Linked DNA regions of Homo sapiens: region 2 is linked to region 1. The links are chromatin loops, found by intact Hi-C in ENCODE. Cell type or tissue: A673. All regions are shown on one strand. Links, peaks and the distances in the headings refer to the core of each region. The heading gives the core; the rest is flanking DNA. Region 1 has its middle 270 kb from the start of HGF. Region 2 overlaps CACNA2D1 (calcium voltage-gated channel auxiliary subunit alpha2delta 1).

Region 1 (5,391 bases), core at 285-5,284:
TCATGAGGGCAGAGCCCCTGTGAATGGAATTAGTGTCCCTTACAAAAGAGGTCCCTGAGAAACCTCTCACCCCTTCAGCATGTGAGGTTGTAGTGAGAAGGCTCTGTCTAAGAGGAAGCGGGCCCTCACCAGACACCAGATCTGCTCCTACCTTGACGTTGGACTTCCCAGCCTCTGGAACCGTAAAAAATAAATGTTTTCTGCTTATAAACCACCTATCTTATGGTATTTTTGTTATGGCAGCCAGAATGGACTAAGGTACCAACCACTATTTTGTGGTTCTCTATGTGAAAATTAATAAAGCATTAAGGAACTCATCTTACTGCCTAAAATTTCTTTCTTTAAAGCATCGACTCTGCTTTTACCTTGGTACCAGTCCAGGCCCTTTGGTCGTGAGACTTGGTTGGCTCTGGTGATGTTTGTGACACTGGGGAAATAATCTTGAAAAAAATGGGAGAACTACAGTAAAAGAACAAAAAACAGGGGTGCAGTATGTTTGAAAAAAGAAACTGAATGCTTATTTTCTGATCAAAATTGTCAAAATTTATCAAAATCAACTCCCTGCTTTGATCTTAATCAAATAGCCTTAAACTTCTAGTTAACCGTCCACATGTAAAAAATAAAACAGTTGCACATAATGCCAATAATAATTTATTTTGAATGTGAAAGTAAAAATGTCCTTAAACTATTTTAATAAAATCCAATAAGAAAATATCAGCTCCTCAGAAAAAAATATTTCAGATTACTCTGCCGTTTCTACATTCAGAAAAAAACCTATGAACATGGTAGATGACACTGGAATATCTCAGGAGAAGTTTCTAGTGTAATAGATTCCATTCTAGTGGAATATCTGGGGAGAAGTTTCTAGATACACTATGGTAGCACTATTATTCTGCAATATTCTTCTTGTCTATTGCACATCCACAGATCTCCTTCCATGATACATCTGAACAAGATTTCATTCAGGAGTTAGTTACAGGGAAAAGGAGGAAATGGGTGCAACACTTACTTTTAAACCTACTTATTACACTTTAATTCACTATATTTTTGGACAAATGGTTCCTTTTTAAAATTAAATAATAAATTGCTTATTTATTCAGACACTTGATATCACCATTATAAATCCAAATATTGTGCTAAGGTATATATCACCTTCAAAACAAAAATTCAAATTTACTATACTATTTCCATTTTACATAAAAGTGGCAGCTTCTCAGTTGTCCTTAATACATTTTTACTTTCATGCTAATACAACTATTATCTTTAGGTTTTATTACTTTACCTTGCAGAATCTATACTCCATATTCCGGGATAAAAGCCAGACTTTTGTTGGTGAGGAAATATAGTAGTGTTCATATAATCCTGTTTCCATTTTTATGCCTCTCAAAAAAAAAATCACCCTTAAATATAAACTAAATTATATTTTATGTATTTCCTTTATATTTTCTTCCATTCATTCTTCTACTGCCAGTTTCAGTGGCGTGTTCTCTGTGAAACATTCCCTGCCCAATCTCTCTGAGCCAGAGTTAAGTATGCCATAGAAAGATATTTAAATTTCAATTACCCTGTCTTTTTACTCTCTCTTCTAATCTATTGTAACCATTCATTCTCCTGAACCCTTTCTAGTCAAGGCTGTGCTCCTGGAGGGTGAGTACTTCTTGTTAGCATTTCTGTATTCTGCTCACCTGGCACAATCTTATCCCTGAAAGCTCAGGAGACATTTCCTGAATTAATTCACTCCTTCTATAATTACTATTGAAATTTTTTCATCTTACCTTTTTGAGACTTCTGTCTATCCTTTGACAGGAAAATATAGGCAGAGGACTTGATCTTATTTAAATATGTACCAACTAAATTTCATCTCTTCCTTTTCTATGGGAATATTAAAAATCTCATTTCTTTCTTTTTTTTTTTCAGACGAATGGTTTTAGCTTGAATCATTTGATTGATCACTTAGCAAAAGAACATTAGCTTTAGAACCAGAAGATCTTGGTTAAAATCATTTATCTAAATCAAAAACACTGATGCTGTTACCTATCTCTCACCATTGTTGTGATTATCAGCACGGATAACATCAGTAAAGCACTTCTTAAAGTAATAGCTGCTCAATGACATTTTCTCCAATCTCTTCTTTCTACTTTCATCCTGCTCTTTTTAAGGCATCGTTGATGGACTTTATGAGCCATGAACAAATTCAAATAGAAACAGCAATTAAAATCTTACTCTTTGAAGAGGCACCATGCAATAGTATAGAGGCACATCACAAAAAGAGCTCCTGTTAATAATGCAGGAATCCAGTTATCAGGGATCCAATAATATGAAATCTTTATTAATACAGAAGTAGTAATCTGAGAAATATAATAAATATGAAGTATTAATAGCAGTACAATGGACAAAACTATAAAGACGTATATGCTGTGTAGAATATCTTGCATATTTCACTCTATTTCTTCTCTTTGAATAATTAAAAACAAATACAGCAAATTACAAGACAAAATAACTAACATCTCTTAATGTCACAAAAAACAAACATCATTGTTTTTTAGAAACAAATGTCTGTTTATAATATTTCTTCTGGCCAGAATTCTTTCTCCTGTCTTGCCTTGTTGGTGAACATTTGTTCATTATAATGGTTATCCTCTACCATTGCTCTTGCAAGAAGCCTGACTTTGGGGTAGAAATTACCATACCCACGCCCTCTTTTCTTATATTTCTACTGTAACATCTAGAATACCTTGCCACATTTACTTCTTTTGTGATTCTTCCTACTAGGAAATAAACTCCTATTAAACAGAACCATTCCTTGCTCATCTTTGTGGATTCTCTGTAGTTCTTGGCACAGAAGACAATAATTAGTGTTGGCTCAACGACAGATAGAATGAATCAGCAAGTTTTTAATAGGGCAAAGCATTATTTCAAAAATGGGTCAGACCATTGTAGCCCTTTCCTGCTTCCTATCATAAAAGCACAAAAAGTTTTTTACCCAAGTAATTTTCCATTACTATCTAATGTGTGACCATTTAAGAAGCTAGCAATACAAAGTTCAACACAGATTTTAATGTAAAGTCCATGACCAAGCAACATTACCTTCCCAGCAGATGGCAGCATAAGATAGGATAAGTTTTGTGAACACTCAAGTACTAGGTGTCTTTTCTTTCCTTCCTTCTTTCTGTCTTTCTTTTTTTGTGTGTGTGTGAGGATGAAGTCTTGTTCTGTCACCCAGGCTGGAGTGTAGTGGCAGGATCTCAGCTCACTGCAACTTTCGCCTCTTGGGTTCAAGCGGTTCTCCTGCCTCAGCCTCCTGAGTAGCTGGGATTACAGGCATGCACCACCACACCCTGCTAATTTTTTATATTTTTGGTGGAGATGGGGTTTCACCATGTCGGCCAGGCTGGTATAGAACTCCAGACCTCAAGTGATCCACCTGCCTCGGCCTCCCAAAGTGCTGGGATTACAGGTGTGAGCCACTGCACCCGGCCAGGTGCCTTTTTTTTTTTTTTTTCAGCTGGAGTCTTGCTCTGTCACCCAAGCTGGAGTGCAGTGGTGCGATCTCGGCTCACTGCACACTCCACCTCCCAGGTTCAAGCAATTCTTCTGCCTCAGCCTCCTGAGTAGCTGGGATTACAGGCATACGCTACCATGCCTGGCTAATTTTTGTATTTTTAGCAGAGATGGGGTTTCACCATGCTGGCCAGGCTGATCTCCAACTCCCGACCTCAGGTGATCTGCCCGCCTCAGCCTCCCAAAAGTGTGTCATTTCTTATGCCAACATAATTCATGAGGCTGATTTCACAGAAATAATAAAAGTAGAAAACAGACCTCTGCAAAGAAGGATCAGTCAACAATGGTAGTAACAGAAAAAACACTACTTATACAATTGAGTGAGAGGACTCCTGATTACTTTGTCGAATTTTGATAGTTGCAGAGATCAGCTACTATAGGACTGAACATTCTGTTTTATACAACAACAAGGGCATGTCTGGACAAAGAAAGATCGAGAAAGGCTCCAGTAGTGTCAGGTGAAGTATTGTGGCCTTGTTTTCTTAAATAAATACTACGCTGTATTTCCAGATCATAGACTAAAAGAATGACAGACAACTTGATCACCACACTTAATCACCTAGCTCTATTTACAGCTCGTTAAGAAATAATACCTGCACTAAGCACAGGTATGGGGAAGAATGTCACGACTAATATAAGTAAAGATACCACAGCCCACACCTGTTTAACTTGCTTTCTCATTCGTTCTTCCGTCCTTCCTTATGTCCCTCCCGACTTCCTTCCTTTTTTTCCTTCTTCCCTTCCTTTCTCTTTCTTTTAATAAATATTCGTTGAGCAGTTACTACATTTCAAGAATTGCCATATGAAGGAAATAAAGAGCCTGACAAAGGTGTTTGTGAGAAAACGTTTGAAAACATACTCTTAGAACATGTTTCTTTCTTCATTGGGCACATTTGGTGACAGCACGGCAGATTAAAACCAAAAAGAGTAGGGGTAGCATTTATTTAAAAGCAACTATTTGTCATGATTGGTGCTGAGCCTTTTAGCTATATTTTTTAGCTATATTATTAACACAGCCTTTTAGCTATATTACGTGCCCATTCTAAAAGAGATGTTTTCAATACCACCAATTTATGAAGGAGGAGCTGAAGCTCTGTATGTTAACAAAAGTTCCATAGCCACTAAGTGGCAGAATTGGTATTCAGATAAAAATTCATGTATCTCCACTAAGTGGCAGAATTGGTATCCAGATAAAAATTCATGTATCTCCAAGACCACGTTCTTTTCAGTGGACTAGGCAACATCCCCCAAAATGAGGATATATGAGAGTTTTGAGAAAACAATCCAATTCCTCTATCAAGGTGTGTAGGCATCATTTTGTAAATCACCATTATATTCATATAAAAGTAACTACAAATTTTCATCCATGAGAATTTAACTGTGTAGAGCAAGTTCGAGGCATTTGAAAATTGCTTAAAGGTTAGTTGAAGGAATCATCCTAACTTCCTGCACTTCACTTGCCTGACAAAAAAGGGTAGATTTCCTGATTTCTGTTTTCTCTGTCTTTTATTTACCTCTCTCTCATATACACACAACTAAAGCTTTTATCTTAATTAATTCACATTTTTTTCATATTTCAAAATCTAAGATAAGTAGGAATATTACATTTTTCACTAGTAATGTAAAAGCAAAATCTTTGTATAGGGATTAAATAGAATATTAATGGTTTATATTTATATAACATTTATTACAAGAGCTTTCATATCTCTTGTTTCATTTAATCCTCACAAAATTCTTTGTACAATACATATAGCTATTCTAATCTAATAGCTTTAGTAATCCATGTACACAGAGTAAATCCATTTACACAGAGTAAATACTGAAGTGTAC
Region 2 (5,391 bases), core at 229-5,228, 540 kb after region 1:
CATTAATTTAAAATGTGTATCTTCAATCCACTTTCAAATAAGTGTTTTCTTCCCTCTTTATTCATTCTACTTTATTCACTTCACATGTTTGAAATCACAAATCCTAACACTGGTCACCTAAAATGCAATGCTCTTTTGTTCCTTTGTAAATGCTGATACCTATTCCCAGGATGTCCTCTTATCCTCTCTCAACCAACCACACATATTCTAATCCTGAAAGACTCAAGTCCATGGTAAATCTTCTTACACTTTAAGGTCTCCAAAAGAGTTAGATATGGGAGAATGATGGATTAGCACCAAAGGGCCATTAAAATGAACAATTAATTTAGAAAGCTGGACTTCTCCGAGGTCCAAAATTATTATCTTAACTTTTCTACTGTTGTGAAATGTGTTTGCTTTAAATGCTGAGAATAAAAGATCACACTAATTTATGAATGCTCAGCTTCTTTGAAAATGTCAACCCTAGGTTCAGTGCTGTCCAAAAGAAATATAACATGAGCCTCATATGGAACTTTAAATTTTCTAATAACTACTTTAAGGGGAGTAATAAGAAATATCTGACATTAATCCTAATAATATATTTTCTTTAACCCAGTCATCCAAAATATTAATCAATATTAGGTATCAATCAATATTGAGATGTTATACAGCTTTTTCTTCCATAAGTCTTCAAACTTCAGTATGCATTTTATACTTACACAACATATCATTTCAGATCAGCCACCTTTCAAGTGCTCACTAGCCACCTGTGATTGTTGTTACCATATTGTACAGCATGGCACAGCCCTGGCTTTTAAATGACTAATATTTTTTAAAAATTATTTTTTCTTTAGTGTTCTAAGTCATTGAAGGTCCATGCTCTACCTTATTTTTTCAAAGAAGATAAAACCCATTTTCCCTTGTGAAAATTAATAAATACAACGTTTTTCTTTATTAATGAAAAGATCCTGTTTCAGGTCATCTCATTCCATGGACTCAGCCATTAGAACATTGGCAGTAAAAGCTTTTAATCAAACATTGTGAAAGCACAAGTATTAACTAATATAATTTGTCACTTTCAACATGGCTGTTATCTTTGAAGGTAACCTATCTGAAAATCTGACTACACAAAAAGTTGCCTATTTTATCATCAAAATAGTTTTGTGAAACATGCCTCAAATCCCTTAACTAAAATTAGTTTCTCTAGTGATTTGTCTTTTTTATCTGCATGTGTAAAATAGTCAAAATAATATGTACCTAAAGAACTATCCTGTAAAAATGTTAAACAAAACCATAGGACATGGTTTTGTTTTTGAAGTACTGAAAGTACTATTATTGGATGCAAATATCAATGTAAATCAACACATTAGGTCTTGCTGATCATTTGTATACTTACGTAAATAAAATTATAACAACATTTCCCGAGAGAGAGATGTTAGGGCATACACAAAAGAAGGAATATGGGGAAAATAAAGAAATTGTTTTGCCTTCAACATGATTTTTCCTAGGAGTAGCCTCTCAGGACTTGTGGTGGAGCCAAGTACATAATAGCAAATTTTCCATGCATTTGCAATTATCTAAAGAATCACACAGCGACAACAATTAACTGGCTTTGAACAAATTAAGCCAAAAAAACAAGATTGTTTCAATAAAATTACAATTAGTAGAGTTGGTAACTTACTTTAATATGGTAGTTTGCTGTATTTCTGTGTGCCAGTATATAGCACAGCATCTATCATATATACACTCTATATAAAGTTTTTTTGAAAAATGCATATATATGGTAATATTTTATGAAATGGTACCTGAAGATTAATTCAAATCTAAATGTAAGTTTTACTTTGGGACTGATATGTCTAATGCTATTTAATACTTGCTTCAGTGATCTTAAAGGTAAATGCTGCGAGGACAAAAAAAAAACCAGAATGGCATTTGAGCAATAAGATGACTGGAAGTGTTTGAAAGAAAACACAATATGCTTCAAATTATTTTAACATAAAGAATTTCAATATATATGTGGGATGTATGGAAAGTAAAACACATTAGACTTACTTAGGGAACAACTGGGACCATATTTTAAAAATCACTACAATTGTAGCAGTTATAAAGGCAGCAGGAGAGGCCAATAGGAGTTAAATCATATTTTATCAGCAACTAGTAATAAATCTGGAAGTTAATGTGGCCTCTCTAGTGAGGCTACCTCTGAAATTGTACTTTACACTTGAAACTCCTGATCATTTCACAACTGAAACCTAAACAGGAGGCAATGAAGTGAGGGGAAAAAAAATACTAAGAAGAATAATTAAAATGCCAAGATCAAGGAAACTCAATTATTGACTTAAGCAAAAAATAATTTTTATCAAAAACAACCATATTCCTTTACTAGAGGAAGGATACATCTTAATCTAACGGTTAATTACAGTACAATTTTGTAGTTTTGAGCTTTTAATTTTTATTAATGAACATACAACATTTAACAAACATATGCATCTCACCACACATTATTTCCCTTGGAAATAGCAGGGCTGCACATCTCTGATTTTCTGTCTTCTTAATCTAACGGTGTCTATTAAATAACATGACCTCAAATTCAACATATCTGAAACTGAGCTATTTCTACCCCCACATTTCCTCTATGTGTGTTCCTGTGCAATCATCTACTTACTAGTTCAGTTCAGAGAATGTAGAGTCACCTAAGCCCCTCTCACTCTGCAACCCAGCCCACACCACTTAATCAGTTCCCATGCCATGCTCCTTAATAGCTCCTCACTTCTATTCCCACACCAGCATCTCTACGAATACCTTCCTTAACTTAGAACACTCCAAGGCCATACTATAAAGTTTTCCTTTGCCCCTAAACACTTCCTTAACTGATACCTCATGGCCTTTCCATTTCCATCAAGTTCCTATATTGCTCATGTCCCAACTATGCCAGCCATCTGCAATTTTTTACTGTGCTATGTTGTGTCACACTTCTGTGATTTGTCTAAAATATGCTCCTTTTTCTGAAATAATTTTCCCTTCCTCTACCTACCTAAGTTCTAATCATTCTTCAAAACCTCATTTTCACGGAAATGCCACACTTTTCCTGACCTCCTTTGAGGAGCTGGGCCCATCCTCTGTGCTGTCCCAGGGAACACGCTAAATATCCTGTAATGGCACTTGCACACTGTTCTGTGGATGATGATTTAGCACTCAGAGCAGCTGGTCCTGTTTACTTCTATAATTCCAGCACCAGCACTATGACAGGAAATGGTGATGCATTCAATAAATTTTGGCTGAATGAATAAATGAATCACCCAATTGGATATCTCAAAAACTATTTAGAATATTCACTCAGGAACAACAAACTCATATTTGCATAAAGATCAAATATAAGAGTTCATTCAGTGATTCAGCAAATATTAACAGACATTATGATCTGACTTTTTACCAGATGTGGGCTAGTAATTACAGCAATAATGACCATGACTCCAATACCACCCAGCAACCTACACCTGCGTGTGGTTTGCTACATGCCAGGTTCCGTGGACAATCTTATGCACAATTCTCTGAGGTACATGTCATAGTGACCTCTAATGCATACAAGTGGAAACCAAGGTGCAGAGAAGTAAGGTTCCTACTCTCAAACATGATAATAATATTGCCTAGTAAGAAATAAAATAATTGAACAATGGTCCCTGCTTTTAAGTAACTCAAAGTGAAATAGAGGGCAAGGCAATTTAAAAACACTAGTCCACAGTATGAGACACACACTATAAGGCTGGAAGCGGTAGCTCATGCCTGTAATCCCAGCACATTGGGAGGCCAAGGCGGGTGGATCACCTGGGGTCAGAAGTTCAACACCAGCTTGGCCAACATGGTGAAACCCCGTCTCTACTAAAAATACAAAAATTAGCTGGGCATGGTGGCGGGTGCCTGTAATCCCAGCTACTTGGGAGGCTGAGGCAGGAAAATCGCTTGCACCCAGGAAGCGGAGGTTGCAACGAGCCAAGATCGTGCCACTGCACTCCAGCCTAGGTGACAAGAGTGAAACTCCATTTCAAAAAAAAAAAAGACACATGCTATAACATGGGGCAATAAGCACGCCAGTATCTGACAGTCTAGACACTGATGAGTGATTGTGGGGAATCCTCACTCAGAAAGAATTCCTGCTCCGGGAGTTGCATTTCTGTTCATCTTAATGTCTACCATTTGGAACTTTCTGTACATTTTAGGAACAATTTAAAGACCCAAACTAGATGTTTAAAACTAAAATGTTCTCAGTAACCATTTGATGATTGAAAGTGCAAGGTTACAGATAAATACTGTGGTGATTGAGATAAGAAAAAGTAATGATATTCTATATAGGCCAATTAAGTTTCAAGTGCTTATTCAAAATTAAATTATTTCCTTATAAATTTTTTTAAAACATAGATAAAAAATATCAAAAACTTAAAAATCTACATTTTAGATGCCTTTTGAATTTTAAATTCAAAGATAAAAATAGTTCAAAGGTTTCTTCTGCCTGCACACATCTGTGTTTTAAATAAATGAAAAACAGCACTATCTAATCCCAGAGAGTAGTAACTATCAGAATATTGAAATTCAGATACTACAATTGAACAACAACAACAACAAAAGACATAGCATGATACTTACATTAAGCAGCTGTTCAAAAGCAAAACTAAAGCCCTTCTTATAATCTGTAATTCCTTTGGCTGTGATATTATTCACCGCGTCTTTCAACACTTTTTTATTTCTTACATTTGCTTGGACAAGGTGCTGAAAACAGCTTACATCCTGAGCATTGCTGTTAAACTGCAAAAGATTAAAAAGTAAATATATAAATGAACATTAAAATCAACCATATAGTTTTCATAGAATTTGTGTTTGATACTCCTAAACGGTATTGCATTGCTTACTCTTTCAAATGGAAAAGTGAGTAGGCTGGTGACAAAGGTGCATTAAGAAACCAATGGCTATTTTCATCTGAGCTACCAACCCATACTGGAACGCTGAGTCTGCTGCTTATATTCCCGAAGCCTGCTTTCCCTGCTTATAAATTTGAGAATTAAATTATATGACATCCCTTCTAGTTCTCAAATTTAATGAGCATGTAGAAAAAATAATCCAAAGCAATGAAATAGATGCAGGATCCAGAAATGATATGGGATGCTTGCCCTGGTTGTGTGGACATGTTAAATATTTTCATTGCCTCTTATTAGGAAAGACTGGTTGGAAAAGTAATACACTGAATAACATGAATCAATGTTTAGTCATTTTGAAATCTGATGGTACTGTCTTTCTACAGAGGCTAACAGAGGAAAGCAATCTGAATCAAGAACAACTGGTAGCCTTTTAGAAATATCACTTTAGAGGTTACTAAAGAGTGCCAGGGGAACCTTGGAGGCAAGGTGATGGAGCCCTGAA

What was found. Hi-C counts contacts between places; a loop is a spot of excess contacts. Peaks named below come from ENCODE experiments on the same cell type or tissue, not always from the same donor. Only the 100,000 strongest peaks of a DNase experiment are listed, where the experiment ranks them.
Region 2: it touches region 1 in a loop (4-fold over the local background); 6 of 110 quality-filtered maps call a loop at or near these places.

The regions. Positions count from the first base shown.
Region 1 is chr7:81,496,735-81,502,125 of GRCh38, forward strand. No RefSeq gene overlaps it. Among named protein-coding and RNA genes, the nearest start is that of HGF, 270 kb to the right of the region's middle. In A673, for the core only: CTCF peaks have their summits at 3,074 (motif pointing right) and 4,705; DNase peaks (open chromatin) are centred at 3,067 and 4,727; H3K27ac peaks cover 1,114 bases.
Region 2 is chr7:82,033,457-82,038,847 of GRCh38, forward strand. CACNA2D1 (calcium voltage-gated channel auxiliary subunit alpha2delta 1) reads right to left here. Exons shown (of 39, transcript NM_000722.4): 11 at 4,621-4,779. Among named protein-coding and RNA genes, the nearest start is that of CACNA2D1-AS1, 27 kb to the left of the region's middle. In A673, for the core only: no CTCF peak of the experiment used is centred there; a DNase peak (open chromatin) is centred at 3,205.